2 separate regions of the Homo sapiens genome follow, and region 2 is linked to region 1. A link is a loop called in an ENCODE intact Hi-C map of the cell type or tissue named here. Cell type or tissue: heart right ventricle. All regions are shown on one strand.

Evidence for each region. A loop is a pair of places that touch in the nucleus more often than their neighbours do. Peaks named below come from ENCODE experiments on the same cell type or tissue, not always from the same donor. Only the 100,000 strongest peaks of a DNase experiment are listed, where the experiment ranks them.
Region 2: it touches region 1 in a loop (4-fold over the local background); 3 of 110 quality-filtered maps call a loop at or near these places.

What each region holds. Positions count from the first base shown.
Region 1 is chr6:7,614,409-7,616,908 of GRCh38, reverse strand. No RefSeq gene overlaps it. Among named protein-coding and RNA genes, the nearest start is that of SNRNP48, 25 kb to the right of the region's middle. RefSeq lists a silencer at 619-913. In heart right ventricle, CTCF peaks have their summits at 1,042 and 1,245 (motif pointing right); no DNase peak of the experiment used is centred here; H3K4me3 peaks cover 437 bases.
Region 2 is chr6:6,695,907-6,698,406 of GRCh38, reverse strand. LOC101928004 (a long non-coding RNA gene) reads left to right here. Exons shown (of 5, transcript NR_187687.1): 5 at 1,245-2,500. Among named protein-coding and RNA genes, the nearest start is that of LY86-AS1, 74 kb to the right of the region's middle. In heart right ventricle, a CTCF peak has its summit at 1,338 (motif pointing left); a DNase peak (open chromatin) is centred at 1,326; H3K27ac peaks cover 2,300 bases.

The DNA of each region.
Region 1 (2,500 bases):
TAGAGGCGGATATGAGAAAAAGAGTGAAAGATGAGCCACTGGAAGAATAAAATTGCAATTTACTGAGATGAGAAAAACCAGAGAAAGGCTGTTTAGGATGGGAAGTGGAGAAGAAATAAAAAAATTGCTGTTAAGTGTATTTGCTTTCAGATGCCAATCAGATTGGGTATCCAAGTGGTGGTGTCCAGTCTGGAATTCAGGGGGAAAAGCTGGTGGTGTTTGGATTAGTCAGTACAAAAACGGCTTAGGCGGGGCATGGTGGCTCACGCCTGTAATCCCAGCATTTTGGGAAGCCAAGGCGGGAGGATCACCTGAGGTCGGGAGTTTGAGACCAGCCTGGCCAACGTGGTGAAACCCCATCTCTACTAAAATTACAAAAATTAGCTGGGTGTGGCGGCGGGCGCCTGTAGTCCCAGCTACTTGGGAGGCTGAGGCAGGAGAATCGCTTGAACCTGGGAGGCAGAGGATGCAGTGAGCTGAGATCGGCCACTGCACTCCAGCCTGGGCAACAGAGTGACTCTGTCTCAAAAAAAAAAAAAAAAAGTGGAGGTGGGGGACTTAGGGAGAGAATGCAGACAGAGAAGAGGTGGAAAGAGTGAACTGTGGGCATTACCATGCTTAAAGCTCAGAGGTAAGAGGAGGAATGAGCCACAGATAGTGAGAAGGAACAGCCTGTGAAGTGGAGGGAGAACCGGGAGATAGCAACGCCACCTATGGTTGGGTCAAGGCGAAGACTGAGACTCCCCCATTGGATTTGGCAGTGTGGAAACCATTTCTGGCCTTAGCTGAGAGTTTGAGTGGAGTGCTGGGGCAAATCTGATTGAGAATAGACTCAAGAGATAAGAAAACAGAAAGTGAGGATGACAAGTATAGAAAACTCTTTTGAAGAGGCTTGCCATCAAGGAGAGCAGAAAAGTGGGGTGGTAACTAGAGAAAGGTAGGGCTAAGGGAAGGTCTTTGTTGTTTCTTTGTTTTCAGATATTCTATCAGCAGGTTTGAGTGCTGGTGAGAATGAGTCAATAGAGAGATGACGGTCGGTGATGCAAGATAAAGGGAAATATTATGAACAACATCTTTGAGCAGGTGAGAGGGGAGGGTCTCCAGCACATAAGAAGAGGTGATAATCTTAGATCAAATGCAGAATAATTCATCCATTGTACCAGGTGAGATGAACTGGAAAATTGTCAGGCTTTTGTAAGTTCGCAGAATTTTATGCATGGAAGTTTCTGTTCAACTTTTTGCCATAAGGTGGCAGTAGCCAGCTGTGTATGAACCAAACAACCCTTAGCGAGCACCTTTGGGAAAATGGCAAAGGCTAAAGTCAATTTTGAGTATATGTTTTTAAAGGCATGGCAGGTATTCTGAAGAATGTGCTCCTCATCCTTCCGGCCTCATATTTTTTTTTTTTCTTTTGAGATGGAGTCTCGCTCTGTTCCCCAGGCTGGAGTGCAGTGGTGCAATCTCGGCTCACTGCAACCTCCGCCTCCTTAGTTCAAGTGATTCTCCTGCCTCAGCCTCCCAAGTAGCTGTGATTACAGGCCCGGCCTGGTCTTAAATAGCATCTTCTCAGTCAGTCCTTCCCTGTCTAGCCTCTCCAAGTAGGTCCATAAGGCTTTCTGGAGGAGGTGATAACTGTTCAGACTCCGAAAGCATATGTGGCCATAATGGAGACAGAGGGAAGAGCTCGGGGGAGGAATTCAGACAATTACTTAGGCAACTGTAAGTGGGGCTGGCCTGAGGGCAAAAAGAGGCAGGAAAAGCAATGAGGAGATGGTTGTAGTAGTGTAGGCAAGAGATGTTTGCCACTGGAACTAGGCAGGGTAGTAAGACACTGTGATTTATAATAAACATATATTTGGCCTTTGTCCCATTTTCTGAGCCATAGCTCCCAAACTCCTTGCAATCTCCAGTGATAGGTGTCTTTTTGTATCTAATGAACTGACGGGTGGCTGGGGGCTCCTGGATGGCCTCAGCATGAGGGCTAGTTACCAGGGGAACTGGCAGCATGATGACAGGGTTAGGACCTTCAGCCCTCCCTGTGCCCCATCTCTGAGGAGGGGAGGGGGGCTGAAGGTTGAGTTGATCACCAATGGCCAATGATATCATCGATCATGCTTACTTTTTTTTTTTTTTGAGACAGAGTCTCTCTCTGTTGCCAAGCCTGGAGGGCAGCAGCAATCTTGGTTCACTGAAACCTCCGCCTCCCGGATTCAAGCAATTCTCGTGCTTCAGCCTCCCGAGGAGCTGGGACTACCGGCGCCCACCACCACACCTGACTAATTTTTGTATTTTTAGTAGAGACGGGATTTCACCATGTTGGCCAGGCTGGTCTCGAACTCCTGACCTCAGATGATCCACTCGCCTCAGCCTCCCAAAATGCTGGGATTACAGGCGTGAGCCACCACACCTGGCCCATGCTCACTTATTGAAGCTTCCATAAAAACTTAAAAAGACTGGGTTCAGAGTTTCCTTTTGGGTTGCTGAACACATCTACATTCAG
Region 2 (2,500 bases), 920 kb after region 1:
CTGTAGCATTTGAAAATTTTCATATGAAGCCATAGTTCTGTGTCTTTTTTTTTTTTTTTTTTTTTTTGGAGACGGAGTCTTAACCTGTTGCCCAGGCTGGAGTGCAGTGGCACAGTCTTAGCTCACTGCAAGCTCCGCCTCACGGGTTCAAGTGATTCTTGCCTCAGCCTCCCAAGTAGCTGGGATTACAGGCGCGCCACCATGCCCAGCTAAATTTGTTGGCATTTTTAGTAGAGATGGGGTTTCACCATGTTGGCCAGGCTGGTCTCAAACTCCTTACCTCAGGTGATCTGCCTGCCTCAGCCTCCCAAAGTGCTGGGATTAAAGGTGTGAGCCACCGCACCTGGCCTGAAGCCATAGTTCTTAACCTCAGTTGTGCAATAGAATTATCTGGGGAATTTAAAAATTAGAAAAAACCCATGCCCTGAAGATTGTGATCTAACTGGTCTTGCGTAGCGCCTGGGCATTGGTATTTTTTAAATGTTTCCCAACTGATACTAATGTGGCCATTCTGCAAGCCACAGTTGAAAGGCTTATTCAAGCATCCTGTTGCTGAATGCATGTCGTCCTTACCACATGACTCTGGAGGTTTTCTTGTATTCTGATGTGGCTGCCCTGTTGAGGCCTGCCCCTTAGAGTGGAGATTATCCCCTGCAGTAGGCTGCCTGGAATATGATCCCCAGTGATCCCTGCTTCCTGGTATTCAGGCCCTGGTGTGATCCCTTTCCCTTGAAGCCTGGGCTGGATTAGTGACTTGCTTCTAACCAACAGCATATGGCAAAAATAAATGTTTATTGTTTTAAACCTCTGTTTTAGGGTCATTTATTACACAGCAAAGATAACGAATATACTTTCTGAAAGAAGGGGAGGCTCTTTAGACAGGAACATGTTCCTGTGGGAGCCACACCTTATGTTGATTTTGAAGAATGGAGGGTCTAATAATGTGTCCCCAGGGGAAGTGATAGGGGGGCCCAGACTGCTTGGGGCTGGAAAGGCAGGTGACAAATAAGCAGACTCTTGGCTGGCTAGACTGGTGCTTCTGCTATGCGCACATACGTAGGAGAGCCTGGGCAGTCCTGCTAAACTGTGGATTCTGGTTCAGCAGATCTGGGTTAGTGTCCAGGAATTCTACAAACTCCCAGGGGGTGCTGATGCTGCTGGTCTGGGGACCATATTTTAGGGGACAAGGAACTGTTCTAATTGAATTCATGTTCCTCTCTGCTTGCTTCCTTTTTTAAATACAGCAGTCTTCTTTCCACCAATGACCCCTCGCGCTGCTTCCAGAAGCCAAGAAAGTGGGCTTTGTCCTTGGGGATTTAGGAGGCGGAGCGGCGCCCCCTTGAGGCCACATGGTGGAGGCAGCGATGAGACCTGGAGTCTAAAATTCAGACTGAATCACAGGAAGAAGCTATTTACACAAGTCAAACATGGTCCAATCTTGGCAATTTCATAAGGTTCCAATCCTTAAGGGATCAAAACCTGGCCAACTGCTTCCACCGAGAGGTGTGCCTTTCAATGCCAGGCTTGGAGTGTCCCTCTTTATTTAAAAAGGAGAGGATTCCACAGCAGAGCTTCTCAAACTCTTCCACCCAAATCCCCTCACCACAGAGGGACAGGAGTCCTGGGCATGTAGCCTAAAGCAGCCAGGAGAAAAAAACCTTGACCTTAATTTTTTTAATGATTTCACATGAATCAGTGGAATGTGTTTATGATAAAATCATCTCCTCCTGAAATACATGTGTAAAACTGCTGCCCCAGTTAAACGCACTTAGTCTAACCAAGCCCTAGGATTGGCCTCTCCAGCATGAGAAGCATTTCCAGCACTCCAGCTCCCCAGCTCCCACTCTGGGATCCCACCTCAGACCCTCCCACTTCCTTGCACTCTGGCCTCTCGCTCTTGACCCTGCTCCCGCCACGCTCTTTCCTCAGAGTCCATCAGTCCTGTCTTGTCTTCACCTTGGTCTCTGCCAAGTGTGGGTCCAAGTCATATATTTGGGCTGTGATCACAGGAACCCCAAGCCCCAGACCTCCCAAAGCACCCTATGGAGAGACCTTACCCTCCTGGACAGACCCTCTCCCCCCAGCTAGACCTCATCCTCTGGGTAGACCCATCTCCCCAACCAGAACTCACCCTCCTGAGTAAACCCCATCCCCCTAGCTAGACTTCATCCTCCTGGACAGATCCCATCCCCCCAGCTAGACCTCACCCTCTTGGGTAGATGCATCTCCCCAACCAGAACTCTCCTGGGTAGACCCCTTCTACCCAGCTAGACCTGATCCTCTGGACAGACCCCATCATCCCAGCTAGACTTCTCCCTCCTGGACTGTCCCCATCCCCCCTCCAGCCAGACCTCACCCCTCTGGGTAGACCCCATCCCCCCAACTAGACCTCACCCTCCTGGATGGACTCTACCCTCCTGGAGATACCTTCCCCTCCTGGGTACATCCCACGTGGCTACACACTCCTTCCCCTGTCAGCTTTCTCCCCCAGGGTTCTGGG